Regions from separate parts of the Homo sapiens genome. Here region 1 is linked to region 2. Evidence: chromatin loops called from intact Hi-C (ENCODE). Cell type or tissue: dorsolateral prefrontal cortex. All regions are shown on one strand. Links, peaks and the distances in the headings refer to the core of each region. The heading gives the core; the rest is flanking DNA. Region 1 overlaps PTPRK (protein tyrosine phosphatase receptor type K). Region 2 overlaps THEMIS (thymocyte selection associated).

Region 1 (16,625 bases), core at 7,452-11,451, 87 kb after region 2:
TGGGCATTGTTTTAGACAGCACAAGATTTTGATTTAAACACTGTTTCATATTCCCTTTCCTTTGCATACTTCTGTTAGGTTGGTGCAAATGTAATTGAGGTTTTTGCATTGTTAGAACTTGCCATTTGATATTGGAATACATTCTTAAATAAATGTGGTTATATCATACATCATTTTAATGGGCATTTCTGGCTTTATGTTTTTTTCTTTTTTTGCTAATGACTTTTACTTGCTATTTATTTTAGACTATGGAAATGATGTTAGACAAAAAGCAAATCTGAGCGATTTTTTATTTGAGTTCAGTATTGGTCGTAAAGCAGCAGAGACAGCTTGCAACATCCACAACGCATTTCGTTCGGGCACTGCTAATGAACATACAGCGCAGTGGGGGTTCAAGAAGTTTTGCCAAGGAGAAGAAAGCTTTGAAGATGAGGAGTGTAGTAGCTGGCCATTGGAAGTTGACATCCACCAACTGAGAGCAATCATTGAAGCAGATCCTTTTACAACTACATGGGAAGTTGCTGAAGAACTCAATGTTGGCCATTCTACGTCGTTCGGCATTTGAAGCAAATTGGAAAGGTGAAAAAGCTCAATAAGTGGGTGCCTCATGAGCTGAGTGAAAATAAAAAAAATCATCGTTTTGAGGTATCATCTTCTCTTATTCTATGCAACAACAATGAACTATTTCTTGATCGGATTGTGACATGCGATAAAAAGTGGATTGTATATGACAACTGGAGAAAACCAGCTCAGTGATTGGACCAAAAAGAAACTCCAAAGCTTCTTGCACCAAAAGAAGATCATGGGCACTGTTTGGTGGCCTGCTGCCAGTCTGATCCACTACAGCTTTCGGAATCCCAGCAAAACCATCACATCTAAGAAGTATGCTCAGTAAATCAATTAGATGCACCGAAAACTGCAATGCCTGCAGCCGACATTGGTCAACAGAAAAGGCCAAATTCTCATGATAATGCCCAACCGCACATCAAACAACCAGTGCTTCAAAAGTTGAATGAATTGGGCTACGAAGTTTTGCCTCATCCGACATATTCACCTGACCTCTTGCCAACCGACTACCTGTTCTTCAAACATCTCAACAACTTTATGCAGGGAAAACACTTCCACAACCAGCAGGATGCAGAAAATGCTTTCCACTACAGATTTTTATACTACCAGAATAAACAAACTTATTTATCATTGGCAAAAATGTGTTGATTATAATGGTTCTGATTTTGATTAATAAAGATGTATTTGAGCCTAGTTATAATGATTTAAAATTCATGGTCCAAAACCACAATTACTTTTGCACTAACCTAATACCCCAGTAGTAAGAAAAGGACTATACTGCAAAAGGGTACTTTCTCCATTTGAAAAAGAGATTATGGACTCAGGGGTTAAAGGTTACAAAATATTTTTTTCTCTAGATTCAATACATGAGATTTATTTATTTAGATCATCTACCACTGGAGGGTGGTTCAAAAATTTTTTAATTTTATATTGGATATCGTTGGATGATCTGGTGCATCATACATGTAGTGGGGCATATCTTTGGAAATATGTTAGAAGCGTGTATCTGAACATACACACACATGTGCATGTGTATCCCTGGCTTCCTAGAAATGGTGGCTTCCTGGATCCAGATGGATCCCTCACATGGCTGTGCCTGTGCTTCCTGGCCCTGGTTGACTGGACCAGTGATACAGGCAGCTGAAACAAGGAATGAAAGTAGTAGAGGTTCTTCTCAATATTACAGCCAATGAAGCAATCACAGTTTTCTGCTTTCCTTCTCTGACATTTTGGCTTTATTGATCTTGAAATTTTATTTCTCAGAGGACCCAGTAATGGTTTCATTGAGCTGGAAGTTGACTCTGCCGGCTGGGCTTCAAGGCTCCTTTTGAGTTAAACAATAGACCAATAGACATGGGAGTGGACAGGGGTGTCGGGTTTTTGTACTGATTGGGTGATTGCTACTAATTGTCAAGTACACGGTTGCTGGGGCCAGGATAACTGTTTAGAATTCAAGGGCTTTTCTGGAGCACCTCTGTTGTGGCTTGAATGGTGCTCCCCACCCCCAATCCCGAAAAGATGTGGCTTTCTAGACCTGTGAATGTAATATTATTTGGAAAAAGGGTTTTTTCTTTTTTGCACTTTTAATTAAAGTAAGGATCTTGAAATGAGATCATCCTGAATTATCAGGGTGAGCCCTAAATCTGATGACAGGTGTCTTTGAAGAAGACATGGATCAGAAGAGGAGAAATGCAGAGGAGTAGTCCATGAGAAGGTGGAGGCATAGATTAGGGTGATACATCTACAAGTCAAGAATGTTAAAGATCCAAAGAATGCCAAAGGTCACCGGCAGCCAAAGAGTCTTGGAGAGAAGCATGGGACAGATTTTCCCTAAGAGCTTCAAAAAGGAATCAACTATGCCAATACCGTGATGTCTGATTTCTGGCCTCCAGAACCGTGAGAGGATAAAGTTTCATTGTTTGAAGCCACCAAGTTAGTGGTAACTTGTTATAGTAGCCACAGGAAACTGGAGAAACGTCTCTGTATTTTCATGTCTAGTACTAATGGTTAACAGGAAATAAAAGCAGCCCAATAAAAGCGGTTCTAGATGCTTCAGATATTAAGATTTGGGTTATCTCACTCTCAGGTGCTGGTTGAGGGCAATGGGGCAATGGGCCTGTATCCCATAAAAGGGAAACCATAAATACGAACCATGGTCTCATGGCCCCGTTACAGAAATGAGGATTATAGGAGCCATGTGTATTTTCTTCATTGTTTGTAGTGTATATTTTTATATACATTAATTATATTTTTTCCACTTTCACTCCCTCTTGTATTAGTTTTCCATGCAATGTAATGAATTACCACAAACTCAGAGACTTAAAAAACAATATACATATATGATCTCACACTTTCTGTGGATAGGAAGTCTAGGCATGCCTTAGCTGGGTCCTCTGCAAAGCTGCAATCTATGTGCTTTCCTGTCCAGATCTTGGAAGTCCAAAAGTGTTTCCTCCTCTTCTATTTTCTTGGAAAAGATTGTGTAGAATCAGTGCTAATTCTTTACATGTTTATTAGAAATTTCCAATGAAACAATCTAAGCTCAGATATTTCTTTTTTGAGATTTTTAAATTATAAATTCAGTTTCTTTAATGGTACTGCTTTTATTGGGTTGCTTTTATTTTCCGTATTTTCCAGAATATCAATTTTATCTTAGTTGCGTTTTAACAGTTAGTAGTATTTCAGAAATTTGCTCTCTTTTTTTTGTAAATTGTCCAATTTTTTAATATAAAGTTTTTTTGCAGTATTCTCTATCTTTTTTTAAATTTCGACTTCTATTTTAGATACAGTAGGTGTATGTTCAGGTTTGTTAAATGGGAATATTCTGTGGTGCTGAAGTTTGGAGTACAGATACTGTCACCCAAAAAGCGAGCATAGTACCTGATAGTTTTGTAACGCCCCGCCCCCCATTCTCTAGTACTCCACAGCGTCTATTGTTCTTGTATTTATGTCCATGTGTACTCTAGCTCCCATTTATGAGTGAGAGCATGTGGTATTTGGTCTTCTGTTCCTGCCTTAATTTGCTTAGAATTATGGCCTTAAGCTCCATTCATTTTGCTGCAAAGGACATAATTTCATCCTTTTTTTGTGGCTGCATGGTATTCCATCATGTGTATGTACCACATTATCTTTATCCAAGCTATCATTGATGGGCCCCTGAGTTGAATCCATGTCTTTGCTATTGTGAATAGCATAAGGATGAACATACAAGTGCATGTGTCTTTTTGGCAGAATGATTTATGTTCTTTTGGGCATAATGGGGTTGCTGTAATGGGATTGCTGGCTCAACTATCTTTTTAATGTGTGCAGTATCTATAATGATGTTCTGTTTCAATCTTGATACTTATTTTTTTCTCTTAATTTTTGTCTGTCTTGTTAGAGATTTATCGATTTTATTAATATTTTGGAATTTTTTTATTGATATTCTCTAATGTTTTATTATTTTCATTGCCATTGATTTCTGCTCTTATCTTTATTATTTCCTTCCTTCTGTTTGCTTTTGTTTTCCTTCTTCTTTTTGTGTTTTCATGAGATAGGTTCTTAGGTAATTGATTTGAGAGCTTCCATCACTTCAAACGTAAGCATTTAATGCTATAAATTTCCTGCTCAGGACTACTTCAGGTGTCTCTCAGAAATTTTGATACTTACAGTTCTTCCAGTTCTGTTCTAAAAAGTTTCCTTTGAAACTTTTTCCTTGACTCATGAAATACTTGGTAGAGTATAGCTTAATTACCATGTGTTTAGAGACTTTCCTACTGTCTTTCTGTTATTTAATTCTAGTTTGATATCTTTATGGCCAAAGACCATACTCTACAGAATTATTTTAAATGTGTTTTGTTGAGGTTTGTGTTATGGTCCATGACATAATTTATCTTGGTAAATGTTCCATAGGAACTGGAATAAAGTGTATTCTGCTGTTGTTGAGTATTCTATATTTCATCAATTAGATCTGGTGATTGATTGTATTGTAGATTTCTATATCTTTGTGGATTTTCTGTCTAGTAATTCTACCAGTTGCAGAAAGTGGGTATTTGAAGTTTCCAACCATAATTGTAGATTTCTCTAATTTCATCTCTATCAGTTTTTGATTCACGCATTTGGGGACTCTGTGTTTTGGTATGTATAGTTAGCACTATTATGTCTTCCTTGTGGATTGATCCTTTTATCATTAGTTAATCACCCTCTATGTCTGCAGTAATTTTATTTTTGCATGAGTCTACTTTAGCAGATATTACTATAGCTACTCATGATTTTTTAAATTCACTGTTTGCATGGTATACATACACCATTTTCCTTCCCTTTACTCTCAACCTACCCATTTCATTGAATATGAACTGATATTCTTATACATATTATATAGGTGGGTCATGTTCTTTGTAGTTGGCTTTTATGCAGTCTGTCAAATTATATGTTTTATTGGCTTTTTAAAAAAAACTTTTAAAGTAATTATTGATAGTTTAGCAACTGTCATTTATTTGTTTTCTGTTTATTTTCTCTGGTTCTTATTCATCTGTTTCTCTTTCCTTACCTTCCTTTGGGTTATGTGAACATGTTTTAGGATTCCATCCTGATTCACTTATAGTGCATTTGAGCATATTTTTTCATATACTTTTCTCAGTGGTTTCTTTGATGATTATCCTGTAACATGTGATGTGTTACAATCTAGTGGTATCAATATTTTACCATGTCGAGTGAAGTATAAAAATCTTACTTCTACTTAGATGTCTTTCCTTTCCCACTTTTAACTATCATTTTATTGAGTTTCAGATGGTGTTGGAATTTTTTTGTTTCAATCATCAAAAACGACCTATGAGACAAATACATGTAAATAATGTTTTTGTAGGTACCCATAATTCTACTATCCATTGTTCTTTCTCCTTTCCTGATACTTGAAAATTCCTTCTTCTATCATTTACTTCCTGTTTGAAGACCTTCTTCAGCAAATCTTCAAGGGAAGGTCTCCTGGCAACAAGGTAACATAAGCCAATAGCCTGCAAAGCTTAAACTATTTACGGGATGGCCCTCTTCAGATAGACATATGACTTCACTAGGTTTTAATTTCTTAACCTTAACAACAAGGGCATAGGATTAGATAATTTCTAATGTCCCTCTAATATTCTATAATTTCATGAGAAAAATATCAATCCTCTAATTTCTTACGAGAAAATGAGATTCTTTTTCCTCAATGATCACATTTGATCACAGGCAATAAAAAACTTGACGTTGAAAAATAAGTCAAATTAATGAATACATACTTTATCATTCCAAGAATATAACATGAAGGTGAAATCAATTTTGGTCTGCTGACTGTGCTTCAGGTAATTAGATTTGTAGAACTAGAGTTCAGGTTCCCATTGTGAGCTGGCAACAGCCCACACTGCTTTACACCTGCCATGGAAGTCAGCAGGCATCATCACAATCTGGAAATGCGATGCTTCCACAGATGCTATTCTGCACTTGTGACTAAAATCGTTCTGGCTGTCCCACGGCTCACAGAACAACTGCTCCCCTTTTGAGTTCTCAGTATTATTATTTCCAGAAGAATTATCTCCTACTCATCATTTTGGGGAGTGCTTACTAGGTAAAATGTGTGAATTATTTTCTGAAACATGCTCTTCTGAATTTAGTCCAGGTACAAAGGAGCAGAAAGAGAAGCTGATCTTGTTTTTGTTGTTGTTTTGTTTTTATCTTAGGAGTCAAGATTCATCTACATGTATTTTTAAAACAGAAAAATATGTAAGGAAACAAGGCAAATAGGAAAAAAGAACATGTATGGAAAACAGTTATGATGGCTATTTTAAGACAGCTAAAACTCATATTTCTTTTAAATGATTTAAAAAAGTTAAAACAGTAAAACCAGTTATTCCATAATGGAGGTCACAGACTGGGAGCCTGAAGCTCTTACACAACCACAGCAAGTGTAGCCTTCAGACAGGGTTGGTTTGTTCTGCACAGAATTGGGCCAGAGGTTTGTTTTCATCTGTATTTCTAAACTTAATTGGTTACCAACATTCGGAAAAGTTTCTAAATTAATCTAAACATTTTGATTTCTACATTCTCTTGGGAAATGGGCCATGCTTGGGTCCATATTCCTGTGCAGCAAAGGCTGCAGGAAGGTAGTGCTGCTGCAGGTGTTGCATGTGCTTTCGAGTCCCAGTGGGGGCAGCCCTCCCCACATTGCTCCCTTTTGTCCCCATGTCAAACAGCAGGTACCATTTATTATCACTCACATTTTTTTGTGTTTCTTACAGTACAGCTGAATATGGCAGAATATCTAGTATCCATTTTTGAATCAACAGTGGGAAAATGCAAGATTAATCAATAGGAACATGTGTTTTAATAAAACTAGGAGGCAGAATTTTCTTGTAGAGATGAAAAATATTCCTATTAGGAAACACACAAGCTAAGGACGTTCATTGTAATAATATGACCTGAGTGACCATTCTTAAATATACATGGCTCACTTCCCACACTCATGGTCCCTGCTGGCCTTGCAGGCATGAATTTCCAACTCTTTTCTCAACAAATAGTAGGTGGATGCCATGACATTCATATTTTTCTCTACTTTCTCAGTTAGATTTTGTCTCCCCAACCATGCAGCATTGTCTAAATGCATGTACGTTCTAATTTCTATTTAAGAAAAGAGGCCAGGCATGGTGGCTCATGCCTATAATCCTAGCACTTTGGGAGGCCGAGGTGGGTGGATCACGAGGTCAGGAGTTTGAGACCAGCCTGGCCAACAAGGTGAAACCCCGTCTCTACTAAAAATACAAAAATTAGCCAGGTGTGGTGGCGCACACCTGTAATCCCAGCTACTCGGGAGGCTGAGGCAGGAGAATCACTTGAACTCAGGAGGCAGAGGTTGCAGTGAGCTGAGATCACGCCACTGCACTCCAGCCTGGGAGATGGAGTGAGACTTTGTCTCAAGAAATAAAATAAAATAAAGTAAATATAAAAACAAGAAAAGAAGTCATTGGTGACTCAATTTAGACATTCCTGTTCTTCATATTCTATATCTGAATAGACTGCATAGATTATATCTAAGTACTGAGGGTTGGATTCTTATGGCCTAAGTGCTACATATTCCTGACGGAATCAAGACTAATATATCCTAAAAGACTAATCAAATCTGCCCAGAGAACATGAGAAGGAAGGCATTTTATGACAGATAACATCTCATGATGATGGACTTGCCAATTGTATTAAATGATCGACAATACTTAACATCTAACACAGAAAATTGAGTGCTGATTTATTCCGATGTAGTTGATTAGTTTCAACATAGTCTTAACATTAAAGAAGGAGCTTTCAGATATTCCATAGTGACCTACGTTTGCTTCAATGATTTAGAAACTCTCCATTGGTGTCTTTCCGGATTTGATAACAACAGGGTCTCTGTGTTGTTCGTTATCTTCCAGGTTAGCTAGCATTTCAATTCACTTTGGAGGAAGCTGGAAGTTCAGAAGTGTCATATATATCTACCACATTTCCATTGATTTTTGGCCAATTTATATTCCAAAAAGCCACTTATAGCTACTTAAAGTAGCCTTTCCTTTTAGTTTCAGAGAGATATAATAATACTCGAATACTCTGCAGACTGCTTGAACAGACTGGAGTTGTGAACAAATTCAGGTATCTCTTCTACTCCAAACCTCCCTAAGCTGTGAGGCTATGAAATAATATGTAAGTAGAAATGATTAAGGGAGGCACAGCCAGCCGCCTTCTAGCTTCACTCAGTGTTGAATGAAATGGCACATAGACTCTACACTAAGTAGGGGTGTTTACTAAAACACTGAAATAAGTCTAGGAAGGATGTGGAGTCTCTGCCTATGGAAACATTTTATAAGGTAAATATTACATATTATACCCAGGGTATGTGATGGATTATTGATTTCTGGCTATTTTGTTATTAAAAAGAATGCTTGCCAAAGTGCACAGAAATTAAATATAAATGCTGAATTGTCACTCCCCTATGAAAGTTAGGCAAATCTCTGGGCATGGTGGCTCACACCTGTAATCCCAGCACTTTGGGAGGCCAAGACGGGTGGATCCCCTGATGTCAGGAGTTCAAGACCAGCCTGGCCAACATGGCAAACCCCCGTCTCTGCTAAAAATACAAAAATTAGTGGGACGCGGTGGCAGGTGCCTGTAATCCCAGCTACTTGGGAGGCTGGGGCAGGAGAATCGCCTGAACCTGGGAGGTGGAGGTTGCAGTGAGCCAAGATCGCACCATTGCACTCCAGCCTGGGCGACAAAAGCGAAACTCCATCTCAAAAAAAAAAAAAAAGGCAAATCTCAAAGGTGGTCTTCCAAAGCTAGTAGACTGCCCACCTCATATTTTCAGTTGAGCTACAATCAGCCCCTGCTCTTCTGCATTTTAGTATTTACTGGTATCTATTAAGTTCAGGTGCTAAGAACCTCTTGCCTTACACCATTTTCTGGAAGGAGAGTAGATATGAGAAGGAGCAGCCTTTGGTGTCTGACTTCCAAGTTTACGACATGAATGCCTGGAACTCAAGAGATTCTTGTGGTAATATGAATACTGAATGAGCACATCAGCACATCAGTGTGGAGATAAACATGCAGCCTCTCCATGTCCAGGCAAAAAATATCTCCCCTTTTGTTTATCTTTCAATGTCAGAGATCATTTGGCTGCAACACAGCAACACCTTTATCTAAAGACTGATGGTTAATACTGAGTGTCAACTTGATTGGATTGAAGGATACAAAGTATTAATCCTGGGTGTGTCTATGTGTTGCCAAAAGAGGTTAACATTTGAGTCAGTGGGCTGGGGAAGGCAGATCCACCCTTAATCTGGTGGGGACAATCTAATCAGCTGCCAGCAAATATAAAGCAGGCAGAAAAACGTGAAAAGGCAAGACTGGCCTAATCTCCCTGCCTACATCTTTCGCCTGTGCTGGATGCTTCCTGCCCTTGAACATCTGACTCCAAGTTCTTCCATTTTGAAACTCAGACTGGCTCTCCTCCTCCTCAAGCTTGCAGACAGCCTATTGTGGGACCTTGTGATCATGTAAGTTAACACTTAATAAACTCCTTTATATATTTATCCTATTAGTTCTGTCTCTCTAGAGAATCCTGACTAATACAGACTCCAAAGCCTAAGTATTAGAAAAGGCTAGGAGACAACTCTAAGAGAGATAACACTTATTTCCAAGAATGGTTTTAAAACTCAAAAATTCCCAGTTGCTGGTGTGTCTCTGGCCCACACACTTCCAACATCTCCTTAGTGATAGTTATAGAAAGGGGGTCTGTAAAATTCAACGACATGACAGCCATTTAAGGAATAACTAAATTAGGAATAGGAAGCCCTAAACTATGAAAAGCATGTAGAGCTGTGCCAGTGGAAGAGGACCCCACCCCCAGCCAGCACCAGGACATCCGCCCAGAGGGACATGGCTGGGGGTGTCGGAGAACATAGTCATGCACAAGACTACTTAGGGAGCCCTTAAGGGTATAAGATATGAGCTTTTGAATATGAGTTTTGAGAGCAACAGGCAACCCCTCTTCCATTGTCTCCTGATCAAGTGGCTTCTGTGGTGCCCAAACAAAGCAAGCATGATATTTCAATTTCCTGTTACAAAGAAAGAGAACTCTTGTTCTTTGAATTACAGAGGCTGCACAGACCTCTGAGCTTTGTGGACAGTTGTGCTCATGATAACTTTGCTGGTGTGTGGTGCAGTCATGAGCAGAAATGAAGTCAGTGTCACACAGTGAAACAGAATCTTCTATAGGATAACATAATAAACATTACCGGGTAAAAAAAATCTTGGGCGAGTTTGTGGATTTTTTTTTGTTAAATGCCTCCATGTTTAAATGAAAATCAGCTTTCCTAAGAAAAGTTTGCTTTATCTGAATTTTTTAAAAAGTCACGCATTTTCTAATAAAGTACATAGCAAATGGGAGATTGAAGATGTCCATTATGATAATAATACTTTAAGAGAAAATTGATTAATGAGGAACAATAGAAATGAAATTCTAAATTTTTTTGTCTATCTTTGTGACATTTGGGAAACAATGTGTTTAGTGGTAAAGACATAGCTGCTAAGTAGGAATGAATCTGTTGACAAATCATGTACCTTCTCATTAGCTTCCATTTCATCATCTGTAAAATAGGGATCATAAGTACCATTTGTCATGTTGGTTATAAGAAAAAAGTAAGATGTGTATTATATAAATGGATAGTGACAAACACAAATGGAAAATGTGTATTACATACATGGATAAATATAGAAACCAACAAACAAAAAATGATGTCAATCTCCTGGCCTTTTCCATCTCCACCTACTGGACATTTTGGCATTAAATTAAGAAAATAAAAATAAAAGAAACTAGAGGTTGGAAATCAGTTTTACTCTTTAAATAGAGTTTTTGTGGCCTACTTGTATCAACGAGTATAGGAATAAGCTACTCATTTAGTGGTGAATGCATAAACATTAAGAGGAAAAAATGATGTGCAAACAATAACTGTTATAATTATAAAAACTTTATTTCATTCTTACTTTAATTAAATCTTTATAAGCACCATGTCATGAGCTGGCAATCTAGAAAGAGGACACTGGAATGCTTTAGTCAATTACAAACTGCAAGCTGATGATGTGAAGTTACAGCTACGTGGAGCATGTGAACAAGACCACATTTAGAAAGGTTCACTTAAGAATCCCATGACAATGCGCAAAACAGGAATCTGGCATTGATTTGTTCACACTTTTTATAGTCAGAACGCAAAGCTTGTGCATGTAAACATCAAGAGAAACATTTTATCACCCTGACAGTTTACAGTTTGCTCAAATTTGACCCTGAAAGCATATATGTTGCCATCTTGTTTTCTTGACCAGTGCTGGGCCACAGGCTGAAAAACTCCATTCCTTTAAAATTTAAATGATGCTTAAAGGCTATGTTCAACATTGTGCAAGTTGTCAGCAAGGCCTTTTAATGTGTACATTTCTCATGTATGATCACCAAACCATTATTTACCTAATGAAATTGTGAAAAACTATACATATTCAGCAAAATGTTTTAATTTGGTCCTATATTAAAAGACCCAATTGCCAAGGGATTTTACACAAATTTAATTCACAAGCATGTACACAAGAGAATCACTATAAAGAACATTGCTTCCTGGTTTATGAATAAAAAGTTTATCTTCTACTTACACTAAAACATACAAAAAATAATCTACAAAAATCGTTTACAATTGATTTTAGCTAAAGAAAAAGCTTTCTTCAGGAAAAAAAAGATGATTGTGTGGTGGTAGTATTTTAGCCATCAAAAAAGGAATGTAAGTAACCAATAAATATAATGTGCTTTCTCCATATAGACATATTTACACTTGAGTCTTTGGCTTATGTTATTTTCTAAAAAGAACTTTAAATGATCCAGCCATCATTGCACATTAAAAGAAAATAAGCCAGTTATATATATTTATATATTTATATAGAGATCTGCTACACTGGAAACATATAAAAAACGAACTTTACTATGAATTTGCACAGCTTTTCTTTTCTTCTTCCTTTTAAGATTCATCAGCTTTCATTTTAGAAAGGGAGAAAAATGCCACGTAGAAAGTATGAACTCATGCAACATGTGGTAGCTGCTCTACTGAAACCATGAGAAAAAAGGTGGCATGTTCACTGTACAAACACCAATACGTTCTCATTTCAATCTGGTTCTTATTAAATATAATTTATGTGGCATGAAATGTTGATGCTTTAATATAGTAATAAAAACTAATTCAGTCCTTTTTATTAAGATACACAACTTCATAAAAAAAATACTTTTACCTCTCAAATGTAAAAGTCTCCCACCCCCCACATTAAAATCTTTCTGCACAAGTGTAACAGGTACAACAGCTGCTGGCTCAATAGATGGACAGGTTTCTTCATGGATGCACTTTAAAGAGTCTCACCCAACTAAGATGATTCCAGGTACTCCAAAGCTACATCATAGCAGAAACGGTATTGCTCCTGAAAGATGTCAAAACACAAAGAGTGAGAAAACTTAAGAAAGAGACTAATGTTGAATAACAGTTACCAAATGAAACTTGACAACCAATTTAGATTACTCAAGGATTACAATTTATTTTTTCTATATATGAGATTAATATCTAGGCATACATATTTTATACTTGAGTCTAATGATCCATTTAAGAAAAAGGAAATTTATCTTAAAAAGACATTTTATCTTTGCCGCATATTTTCTATCAATTTTTTAAATATCTATAATTTTTTATCTGTTTATAATAGTAATATTTGATCATTACAGAACAATTCTGTACAAATATAAAGAATATACACATTCTGAACAAACATAAAGAATGAGAAAAAGAGCTATAATTCTATCATCAGAAGAAATTGTTAAAATATCACCTTAGTTTGCCTCAGTTCTTTTTGTGCATGGTTGAAATAATTATCTTAGAATAAATATAACTATGTATATTTCAAAATATAATTTTAAATGTAACTTTTAAAATTTAACATTGTTACAATTCTTTTTCCATGTTATTTAACATCTTTTAATACCACATAAAAATCAAATATATGTATTGTTTGACTATTAAGTTGCTTTTATTTTTTTCTCTATTTTATAATGCTACAGTGATAAACTGCAAATGTTTTTCTCCATATATTTCAGATGATTTCCTTGAGAAAAAAAAAGCCAGCCATTTTAAACAGCCATTTATGCAATTTCAAGTTCTTAATTTTTGACACTGTTTTTGTCCATCAGAGTATTTAAGCAAATTTTTCAAGAATGGTTAGTGATCCTTAAATTTTGAGCCTACTTATACCTGAAAATGTATTTCTGCTGCCTTTATATGTTTAAGACAACATATTGGCAATAAAATTTTTGAGTTAAAACTGCCTTTCCTCTAAGCCCATCTATGGACTTGCTCCATAATAAGAATTTAGAAAAATTCAGAGACCATATCATAAACTATTACTTATAATATGCAATTCATTTAAAAATTCCCAACTCAGTTCATTCAAGTGGGTAAAATTCAGGCTGGAGAACAGTCTAAAATGCATATTATTTTGGAATAGAAGTTCGAGGTGTCTCCAGCAATAAACTAGGGTAATAAAACTTTCCTTAAGAGGTCTTTATCATTCCAACACTATTCACCAAGTAGTTATGATTCAAATTCACCTACCACTGTGGCGAGTGCATTCAAGGAACCAAAATGTGCCTAGAAATAGTTATGTCTCTTTAAGCAGTCTCCAGCAATATTGCCTTCACTCTAAATCTCCTCACCAAACTCCTCAGCTCAACTCCACAGCTCACTAAACTAATCATCAACACTGATTAAACACAAATCAGAGGGTGGGGTGTTCAGGATTCACGGGACATGAATGTAAAGGAAAATAGTAACTTTTTGGAAGGTCCCAGAATGGCACAGTTTAACCATAGATTTTTTTTTTAATTAAAAAAGGTGGGAAATCAGTTAAATTTGAAGGTAAAAGTTGAATTCTGAAGTCAGAAATGATCCCACTGATGATTTTAAGACTTGACCTGAAAAATGGAGGCAGAGTTTACATCAAGAAATCTTCAAATCGCAAAGTTTAGAGACATAACCACTATTCATTTAGTTGCTAAGACGATCTGAGAGTTCTCCCTCAAAAATCCCTCCGATTCATCCCCCCTTTCTCATCTCCATAGCCAGCACCCCAATCAAAACCAATGTAATCTTGTGTAGACAGCTGCAACAACCCAGGGAAATGAGGTGGTGTAGGGAGTTTGAGGACACCTGTAGAAAGGGTGGAAGTCTGGTACCGCTTGTAAAAGTGAAACAGTACAAACCTAAGTCTTCAGATTTTGTCTCAGGAAGCAACGCAACTCTTGTGCGAGCAATCCATGAGCAGGAAGTGGTGAAATACTTTAAAGGTTTATTGAATTGCTCATTCTAGTTATCTGATCATCTTGATAAATGTAGGGCAAGCAACAATGATGCCTTGGTTTTTCTGGTTTACTTTTCTGTGAGCATACACTACACAGCTGCTCCCAACCTGATCCCACCATGCACATACATATGTGTAACCCACAGATATCTCTCGTTAGAAGTAAAATGTGTTAGATAAGTGTAACTTTCTTTCTTACTCTGCATACAGCTTCACCTAGATGAACTGTCACACACACACATACCTATCAGCTCTTATTTTGTAAGCTATGTTCTGACTTTACGAGCCTTGACAAGCTCAAGTAGCATGATATGAACTGCCCTCTACAGTTGGTAAAAGCTGAAAACTTAACCATGATAGTTTAACCATTTACAATTTGATCAGAAAATGAATGAATAATTATAGATAATGACAAAACTAAATTTCATTGCCTTTTAAAAATACTGGGTGTCTAAGGTACTGATGAAACCTATATCCCTTAGACATACAGCCTTGATATAGGATTTATTCTTCTTATAGGACCATTTACCAAAGTTTACTGCAGCAAATATTTTTTGGCTATAACAGAAAAAAAATCCTACAAATTTCCCAAATTAAATGAAAATAGTTTCATGATTAGCAGTTTATGCAATACGTGATTAAGTGTCTGTGGGTAGAGGGGGATGCTCAGCAATGTATTAATTAGGCAGGAAAGTCCCCACAACGTCTCATTTTCACATCTGATTCCCTATGTGTGTATGAAGTCAAATCAATAAGTAGGTATATGACTAACTAATCTCTAAGATGCCTTCCAAATCTAAGATTCTGTGACTCACCGGGGCTTCCACCATGTTTGGCTTGCTGTTCCTCAGTGTCTTTACTGCATGGAAAACATCGACAACATTTTGCCGTTTCACCATTTCAACAACGATGCCTATAGCACAGAACATGCCACTTCGCCCGCCACCATTTCTGAAAGCAAAGAAAGCAAAGGCATTTTAGATAGCAGCACCAAGTGACCACAGGTCACACCATCATATATGTTTGGGAAAATAAGACATTGTAGTTTTAATTGTTTTCCATTTGTGTCTTAATTTTGCTTTATATGTGTACAAGGCAGAGAGGAGAAAACTTGAGGATGAAATTAGATCAGTAGCTTATACTCAGGAAAATGCTATAGGCATAGATTGCTGCAATCTAGACTTTGAGATTCTGATATATTTGTAAACTGTGTAAATCAGAAGTTGTTACGAGTAGTGTTCCAAAGAGTTTAAATAATATAGCTATATAATAATCAATATTTAGAAAATATACAAAATAAACTTAGTAGTTAATTATAGACTCATGAGACAGGAAGACTGTTTAAAAATAACATCTATGGGAGGTCCATAAGATGCAAGCCAGATAGTCTTTAACATTGAAAATGAGAAAATAAGCACCAAGGCCCCATGAATGACAGGCTGAGCTGCCCTACTCACAGGCAGTGGATAATCGTCCGGCCTTCCCCTTCCTCGCATTCCTCCTGCCACTTTTCCACCTGAAGTATCAGTTTCAAGAATGACCTTTTGGATCCAGGCACTTCTCGATGAGAAGCCCATCCTAGGTACTGAAACTGTTGCACCATCAGATAACCTTCCTGTGGCTGTAGAGGGAAGTGTTTTTATGTAAATACGCTGGGACTACAATTTTTACTAAAAAGTAAAAGGTGCATATAATTTACAATACAAATGGCATCTACACTGGATTGAGTCTAGCTGATATAAATCCTCAATATGTACATGCTAGTAAAAAAACATTCTAAGTGACAACAGCAGGAAACATGGCAATCATCCTTTATACCTGTTTCTCCCTCGCACTATGTATCCAGTAATTCATTACTACGATTACATTTCCTAAATAACTTTCAGATTCATTGCCTTCTCTTTATCACCACTGACATCAATACACTACTAGTCACAGGTTCTGATAATTACCTCCTAGCTGATCTCCCTGAATAAACTTTGATCTCCTTCCAGTCCATTCTTACTATAGGCATCATGATTATTTTGAACTGCAGATACAATCTTGTCATTTCCTGCTTTAATGATTTTCAAATGATCTTAGCATAAAATCCAAATTGTTGTCATGGCTTAAAAAAACTTATGTGATCTGGCTCCACCCCCTTCTTC
Region 2 (9,360 bases), core at 5,361-9,360:
CTTTGTGAGACCGAAGCAGGTGGATCACTTGAAGCCAGGAGTTTGAGACCAGCCTGGCCAATATGGTGAAACTCCATCTCTACTAAAAAGACAAAAATTAGCCGGGCACAATGGCAGACACCTGTAATCCCAGTTACTCAGGAGGCTGAGGCAGGAAACCCAGTAAGCAGAGGTTGCAGTGAGCCGAGATTGCGCCACTGCACTGCAGCCTGGGTGACAGAGTGAGACTCTGTCTCAAAAGAAAAAAACAAAAAACTCTCAGAAAAACTAGGAGTACAGAGAAATTGCTTAAATTGGTAAGGATAATCTATAAAACAAACAAGCAAAACAAAAACAAAAACTTTACAGATAAAATTATACTTGGTGGTCAAAACCTGAATGTTTTCTCCCTAAGATCAGAAACAAGTCCAGGCTATCCACTCTAACCACTCTTATGCAAATAGTCCTAGAAATTTTAGCCAGTGCAATAAAGCAAGAAAATAAAATAAAAATCATACACCTTGGAAAGGAAAAAATAAAACAGTCCCTGTTTCCAAATGACATAATTATCTACACAGAAAATCCAAAGGAATCTAAAAAAACAAAACAAAACACTATTAGAACTATTAAGTGAGTTCACCAAAGTTGTAGAATACTAGAATAATATTCAAAAATCAGTTTTATTTCTGAAACTAGCTATGAACCTGTGGATAATGAAATTCAAAATAAAATATTTGTGATTGCTCAAAAAATGAAATACTTAGTCATCAGTGTAATAGAACATGTACAGAACTTGTATGCTGAAAACTAAAAGATGTTGATGTGAGAAATTAATGATCTTAACAAATGGAATGGAAAGACATACTGTTTTCATTCATTGAAAGTCTCAACAACGTAAAGATGTCAATTTTCCTCAAATTGATATACAGGTCAATGCAATTCTTATCAACATTTTTGTAAATTTTTTGTAGGTATAGATGAGATCATTCTGAATTGCATATGGAAAGACAAAGGAACTAGACACGCTAAAACAATTTCGTAAAAGAAGACCAAAGGAGGTAGGAATTCAACTACCCAAGTCAAGACATATTATTTAACTACAGTAATCAGAACTGTATAGTTAGTGGCAGAGGAATAGATATACGTATTAAAGGAAGAAAATGTACTCCCCCAAAAACAGCGCCACAGAAATAAGCCCATCTGATTTTTGACAAATTTGCAAAAGCAATTCAAAAGCAAGCTTTTTAAAGAACAACAACAAAGTACTGGAAAAATTGGACATCCATAAAATTAAAATAATTAACCTAGTACTGGTTACCCTTAAACAATGTAGGGGTTAAGGGCACTGGCCTTGTGCAGTCAAAAATCCATGTTACAGCATCTGTCTTTCCCAAAACTTAACTACTAATAGGCTACTGTTGACTGGAAGCATTCCCAATAACATAAAGTCAATTAACACATATTTTGTATGTTATGTGTATTACATACCGTATTTTTACAATAAAATAAGCTAGCGAAAAGAAAATGTCACTAAGAAAATCATAAGGAATAGAAAATGCATTCATAGTATTGCATTTATTGATACCATAAGTTTACATCATTTGTTTATAAGATCTGTCTGAAATGGTGGGCAGCCATGGCTGCAGACCTCAATCTATGGTACATATCAAGGAATTCAACTTTTTCTTGCAATGTTATGACTTTTGTTTACTTTTTGGGAATACCAATAGCATCATTAGTAGCACTTTGTAGGTCTCATGCTGTTTTCAAGGTTTACGGTATAGCACTATGATGGAACGTTTGTACACGAGAATGAGCTCACTTTTTACTGCAATTCACAATTTGTAGGAGAGGATGAGTACTCAAAAGGAGATGATTAGTGTAACAGGGTGTTTTAATTGGATGCTTCCAACACTTGAGCTCATCACAATAGCAACAGAACAGGGCTACAAAATTATTATGGTAGAACAATATTACTATAGTTAATTTTATGTAGTTGTGATTTAACACTGCATCTGTTACATGTGTTTACCTTTCTCTCAACTGTGACTAGCACCATAAACAGTCTGTAAAGGCATGTGCAAGTTTTGAAAAATGTTAACTTTTTATAATAGATTTGTGTATATTTTATGGTAGTATACGATAAAATAGATTAGTAGCTACATATATTGTATGGATTCATGACATACCTAATTTTCTTAGTTTTTATCTTAAATATTTCTAGGCTACGTTGTGAGTTTTTTCAAATTGTTTCAAATCTCCAAAAAAATCTCCAATATATTTATTTTTAAAAATCTGCATATAAGTGGACCCACAAAATTCAAACCATTTGTTCAAGAGTCAAGTGTACTAAACTTCACATTATACACACACAAATATTGACTCAAAATGGATTCTGAACTTAAATTTGAAAGGAGTTAAGAAGAAGGTATGGCTATAAAAAAGCAACATGGGTGATGTGATGATATAAATATTTTGTCTCTTGACTGTAACAATGTCAATATCCTGGTTGTAATATTGTATTACAGTTTTGTAAGACCTTATCATTGAGGGAAGTTGAGTAAAGCAGGGGTCTGCAACCCCTGGGCCACAGACTGGTGCTGGCCGCACAGCAGGAGGTGAGCAGCTGAACAGCCAGCAAAGCTGAGCTTCACCTTTCATCAGATCAGCGGGCATTAGATTCTCCTAGGAGCAGAAACCCTATTGTGAACTGTGCATGCATGCAGGGGATCTAGGTTGTGTGCTCCTTATAAGAATCTAATAATCTGATGATAAATGTAGTGTGTACTTGAAACATCCCCAAAACCTCTGCCCCTGCAATCAATGGAAAAATTGTCTTTCACGAAACCAGTCCCTGGTCCCAAAAATTTGGGAACCACTGGAGTAAAAGATACATGGGATCTCTTTGTATTATTTCTTACAACTGCATATGAATCTGCATTCATCTCAAAATAAAGAGTTTATTTTGTTTAACTTAAATAAATGTGTGTATGTGTGCAACTTTTGACACCAGTGACAGAGAAAGTCTTTGTCAAACACAGAAGCATGTGCATACAAGGTGAAGTAGTAGAAGAAGCCTCAACACAATGTAGAAACCCCCAAACTGCAGAAAGCCATTAGGGAAGTCAACATAGCAGGGAGAAAGGCGAGTAGGTTTGTTGATATTGGAAATGTGAGTCTCTTCCCACCTTGAGACTTCCAGAGGGACTCCACAGTGGAACTATCCAGTAAAACTTTCTGCAATGTTGGAAATATAATCTGAGCTGCCCAATACTGCAGCTAATAGCCACGTGAGGCTCTTGAGCACTTAAATGTAACTAATGTAACGGAGGAACTCAAGTTTTACATACATTTACTTTTACTTAATTTAAACTTAAAGAGCCACATAGGACTAGTGACTACTGTATTGAACAGCACAGTGGTATAAAAAGATTAAAAACAAAAATGAGAGCTGCAGTTTTGCCATTGGTAGACTGTTTCAGAGCTTTGGTAATTTGGTCATCTATGTGTCATGTGTCACCTTGATTGTCCTCTCATGCCGATGAAGTTAGCAACAAACAAATCGAAGTATAATCCTCTACATAGTTGACATGTGATTATAGCTAAATGAGGTCAGTCTGGATGTCTGGTTATTAATATTGATAGAAAGGGCATTCCAGAAAGTAAAAATACCACTTTTAAGATTTAAACAAATTAATGTGTTAACCGATTATCTGACATCCAATGTTTTCCTACATGATCTGATTACAAAATAAAAATTCAGTGATTGGAGAAAACTCAAGAAGAATATATTGGAAATGCAGGCAATATAGCATTGTTATTGTAAGAAATTTTTCCTCAGTTGTCACAGAGTGGCAAGAGACACTACAGGCAATGAAATGTGTTACAGAGTGAACCAGGCATGCACAAGCGTCTAAATAAGATGACAGCTGCAAATATCAAAATGATCCACCAGCAGGCACTGGCACTAGTGAATTTCAAGTGAAAAAAATAAGATCGAACTGACTTCCAGATTGAGGTGCTGGGGTATTAGGAGAATGATAGGGCACTAAGATTCATTGATGCAGAAAAATAGGGAAGGAAGCAAAGAGTTCAGTTCTTGATATATTGTTTCTTACATCAAATGGTCATCCTTAAACAGAGATGGTCCTGTCTAATTCCTTTTCAACAATTGTTTGCATACAGACTGTCTTAGAATGGGGAAAGTTTTAAAATACAGATTCTTGGGTTATCTTCCAAAATTCTCAACCAGATTCTCCATGGTGAAACCCACAAATATGCAGTATTTTAAAGTTCCTTAGTAAATTGCAAAGTTTGGTTAGGTTTGCAAATATTGTAGCATATTAAGCAGGTAAAGGAAAGTCAGGAGACAACATAAATCAACTTAGAATAGCATATGGATTTAAGAGTTAGTTAAAGATATAGTGTGAAAACAAAACTAAACGAAAGCAATTAACTATGGCTAGATCTGCCTCCACTCAGAGTGACAATAGAGCATCTTGGACATACGTGGAAATAAATTTTTAAGATTATTATAATACCCTTATAATTTACTTAAAATACTTCAGCTAGATAATGAAATACATCTAGGCATATCTCAGAGATATTGCAGATTTGGTTCTAGACCACTGCAATAAATGAATATTACAATAAGGCAAGTCACACAAATTTTTTGGTTTCTCAGTGCATATAAAAATTATATTTACAGTATACTGTAGTCTATTAAGTATCCAATAGAATTATGTCTAAAAAATAATGTATATACCTTAATTTAAAACCAATGTGTTGCTAAAAACTGCTAACAATCCTCTGAGTCTTCAGAGAGTCATAATCTTTTTGCTGGTAGAGGGTCCTGCCTTGATGTTGACGGCCTTGATCTGAATTAGGATTTGGCTAAGAGAATGTTGTGGCTGATGTGATCTTCTATTCACACCACTAAAACTTTCTTATCAGCAATAAGGCTGTTTTTCTTTCTTATCATTCATATATTCACTGGAGTAGTACATTTAATTTCCTTCAAGAACTTTTCCTTTACAATAACAGCTTGACTAACTGCTTGGCACAAGAAGCCTAGCCTTTAGCCTATATTGGCTTTTGACGTTCCTTCCACACTAAGCTTAATCATTTCTAGCTTTTGATTGAAAGTGAGAGAGTATGACTCTTCCTTTCACTTGAACATTTAAGAGGCCAGCATAGGGTTATTAATTTGCCTAATTTCGATATTGTTGTGTCTCAGGGAATAGGCAGACACAAGGAGAGGAAGAGATGGGGAAGAAATGGCTGGTCGAGGGAGCAGTTGGACACACAACATTTATTAAATTTTCCATCTTATATGCTCACTGTTCGTGGTGCCCCAAAACAATAACAATAGTAGCATCAAAGATCATTGATTGCAGATGATTACAACAAATATACTAATGAAAAAGTTTGAAATACTGCAAGAATTACCAAAATGTGGCACAGAGACACAAAGGGAGAACACATTGGTGGAAAATGGTGCCAATAGAATTGCTCGATACAGGTGTGCCACAATCCTTCAATTTGTTAAAAAAGAAAAAGCAATATTTACTTGTGAAGCACAAAAAAAAATGAAGTATGCCTGTATGCATCTGTTCAAGAGTTTTAACCACAGGGAAAGGATCAGGAAAATGCTAGTTCTCATTTGAGATACACTAATCAGAAATAAAACCCAGGGTGGCTACACAACATGCAAAGACTAATCAAAGGTCCATGCTCTTAAAACAACTACCGCAAATATCACATGCTTTTGTTTCCTATTAATACAGGCTTTGTTAATTAGAATAATGGTTTTTAGTAAGGCTGCTTCATGGGTGAAATCAGTGGTGTTCAAAATGTGTTCATTAGTTGCAAATATAACATAGGCATTCCTGTTCTTGCAAAGTGGTATAAGAATCTTGTGAACCCAACATGGGCCCTATGCTCTACCGTTCCAGCTCAGCAGCTGATTCAAAACAGTTTTGTTACCTGATTCTAACTAGAAGGGTAGCTGAATCCTGCTGCTGAAACACAGTTGCAGAAGTCTCTAATGAACTTTTCAGGCAAGGTACTGTCAGACAGCTTCAAAAGACAGCTGGGACTACATCAAGCTGACACGTGGCCATATAGCTGTTATTATATCTATTTGCAAAAAAAAAATGCTTTTTACATTTGGCAAAATTTGATGTTAGACTTTTTTTGGTTGTACTAGGCCTTCAGGTTTATGGGGTAAGAGACTGATAGCTATCATCTACTTTCAAGAACTGAAGGCTATGAGTATCGACCAAAAATAACCAAATTAAGGTGAATGACAAAATGGATTCTGGTCAGTTGGGACCAAAAGTCATTTTCTCCAGAAAGGTTGGCATGAATTTTTTTCTAGTGACTCTTAATAAATAAGATGAGATTAATACTTCTCAATAAATTAATAAATAGAAATTTCTGAATATTACTGAGCAGTGAGCCTGTGGTTTTCTAAAAACATGATGCTTTCTTGAATAATTCTGCTTTGTCTTTCAAAGGGATCTGAATTAGAAAAGCAACTAGCATGAAGCCCAGCAGTAAAAATAAAATGCTATAGGTCACTTGTCAGATGAATGGCATCTATCAGTAGTTAATTTCCACTGTCAGGTTTTTAATGAATTGCTTATTGTTTCTAGTAAGAAGAGAAATTTCTTAACAGCAGAAATTAAAAATTGTATTCTTGTTTATATCTTTGTGGATTAAAATACTAATTTAAATGGTAAAGCCTCTGTTACAATAAGAAGTAATTTGCTAGATGTCAATTTAGGAAAAAAAATCTTTTTCAAAAGAATGCTATTTCTAATGCACAGAGGAAAATGTTCTCTGAGGTATATTACATGAAAATTTCGGTGTTCTAATTATTGTTGACAGAAACAATATCAATCCAGGAATGATCCTCTAACCTGTTGAGCATATGTTAACAAATAGCATATCTTAAAATGCCTTTGTAACTCTTATGTCTAACTCTGCAAGAGGCTTGGACTTTTTTGAGAGTTAGGGCCATGATGATTGTGTGATCTTTATTGCTCCAAATTCAGCATCCTGACAGGTATTAGGTAGCCACTCAAAGAGTGTCAGCTGGATAAATGAATATTCTTGGACATTCATTTACTCATTGATTATCTGTTTCCTTATATTTAAGTATCATGAAGAAAGATAATTGTTGCTCCTGTTAATATGAAAAGAAAGTTTTATTCTTCTCTTTATTGATAATGGCTGAAATAATTTTCTAAAAATGTGTGTAAATGTCTCTGTAAAATGAGATTAGTTTCAGTGATCTAGAATGCTGTGTCACTCTGAAAAAAAAAAAAGAACAGATTTACCAGAAATGTAGAATATTGCTTTTTTAAAAAATGAGCAAATTATTTGCGGGCAGGGTGTAGAAAAAGAAAGAAAAAAAACGAGGACTTAGTGCAGTCGGGGAAGAAGGATGGAGAAGCTGCCTCTGGCCTTCCGTGAGCTGGAGCTGCTGGACTGGATCCTAACCAAGCTGGTCTTCAACTATTTACAACCCGGCTGCCTAGGCCACTTCCACAGTTTGGTATTTTCCCTACCAGCTCCGGGAAATGCGCCCCCACCTCGGGCACCTGATTTCCTCCCAGCTGCGAAGCCCACCCTGCCCAGACTCCTCCCCCGGGTGTAGCCCAGTCACGCAGGTTACAGCCATGCCGTTTTCCTCCATTTTTTAGGCATGCAATGCATGTACAGTTGATCTGCCACTTTTTAGGTGCCATCTCTATTATTATCCTCTAATTATATTATGTATCTTTTCTTTGAATGAAAAATTTGATGGCTGGGGCTTTTATTTTATATGTTCCCCTTTTCCATGCATCATGTTTCACCACAGCATACAACAGGTGCTCAAAGTAAATTTGCGTCAAACAGTACATTAAAATTATCCAATCTCATTTGTCTAAAGTTAAAAGGAGGATGGAAGGGAGGGAAAAATGGAGGGCAAGCCTGTATCTCATCTAAGATTAGTTCAAATTACCATTATTTCAAAATTCCATAAACTCTTTGAGCAAGCCAAATAGCTGCTGATCTTTATTTAATTACTGGAATAAATATATATGCTGTGTTTAGATAGATGGGTTAGGACAACTGTTAGTCATTTTAAAAATCAGGGTGGTTTCTGCTAATGAACAGTTATTTCTGAACTCACATGATTTGATTTCAGGAGTCCTGAGGAAAAAAAAAAAACTTTTTTGAATATGTTTTAAGCTTTTCCTGATGCCAAAAGACAAATTAAAAAAAAAAAAAAAAAGCACTTTGGTCTGTGGTTAGAAGGTTAGAATTCACACATTGTTTATGGGGCAGGTGTTCTTTCCTTAACTGACATAAATGCTGAATCACTAAAACCAACCCTTCTAATGTAGACAAAAAACCTCTTGAGTCCTATCTATTTTTTGTAAGAACCAGAAAATCAGACAGCTAATCTGTTTATGTAGAGTAGCTGAAAATTGCCTCCCAAAAAACTTGTCCTAATAAGTTATTTTTAAAATAACAACAAAAAAGTATTTTTAAGTAATGACTGACCATTTCCATGTAAAAAGTTTTATTTCCTGTGAAAAAGTATTTCATTTAAAGACATTTCATTTCACAACTTTTGTTAAAATCTTAGTTTTAAAAGACGCGATGATTCCAAGTATTTATTGAGTGTGAAACAAATTAGATGTTCCAAGTAAAATGTAAAGTTTTTAAATTCAAGAACTTGACTATTGCATCAAAGCAGACATTTCTAAAATCCAAGTTTTATCATCTTTTTTTGCACACTAACTTGAAGTCACTTTCTTTCCCATCTCAACACTTATTCACTGGTCATTTAGCAGTGCCTAACAAAATCTACCAGTATCATAATATACAAAACCATAAAACTACTAATCTTAAAGTAAGTCTTGCTTTTTATTTTTCTTTAGTGAATGTTTTAAAGTTAAATAATTGACCAATAATTTGTACTTGTTAAAAATGAATTTAGCCAATTAATATCTTTAACCAAAATTTTCATTTCACAGAATTTGAAAATCTAGCAGATAATAAAAAATAAAATTTTACTTAATCTCTTGCTCATTACTTGTTTATACTTACAAAATGAAGGAAGTACATACATAATCTATATTTATAGGATTATAGGAAAAAACATTTGCCAGTACTCCATTTTGTAACTTTGTATTGCATAGTCAAAATTGGTACTTAACAACAAAGAACTTAGTTATCTTTAAGTATGAACACTCTATTATAAATGTAAATCTCATACTCCATTGTACAAAAATGTCCACATTTTGGCACATCTTCACTTAAGTAAATAACACAAAAAGTTTTCTGGCAGTTATTTTCCTCTACAGCTTTTGAAAATAATACAAC

What was found. Hi-C counts contacts between places; a loop is a spot of excess contacts. Peaks named below come from ENCODE experiments on the same cell type or tissue, not always from the same donor. Only the 100,000 strongest peaks of a DNase experiment are listed, where the experiment ranks them.
Region 1: it touches region 2 in a loop (2.8-fold over the local background); 6 of 110 quality-filtered maps call a loop at or near these places.

Annotation. Positions count from the first base shown.
Region 1 is chr6:127,957,729-127,974,353 of GRCh38, forward strand. It overlaps PTPRK (protein tyrosine phosphatase receptor type K), which reads right to left. Exons shown (of 30, transcript NM_002844.4): 28 at 15,936-16,099; 29 at 15,294-15,429; 30 at 11,057-12,552. The coding sequence ends at 12,499. Among named protein-coding and RNA genes, the nearest start is that of PTPRK-AS1, 62 kb to the right of the region's middle. In dorsolateral prefrontal cortex, for the core only: no CTCF peak of the experiment used is centred there; no DNase peak of the experiment used is centred there; H3K27ac peaks cover 1,904 bases.
Region 2 is chr6:127,872,326-127,881,685 of GRCh38, forward strand. All of the region lies in intron 1 of THEMIS (thymocyte selection associated), which reads right to left. Among named protein-coding and RNA genes, the nearest start is that of THEMIS, 24 kb to the right of the region's middle. In dorsolateral prefrontal cortex, for the core only: no CTCF peak of the experiment used is centred there; a DNase peak (open chromatin) is centred at 7,546; H3K4me3 peaks cover 672 bases.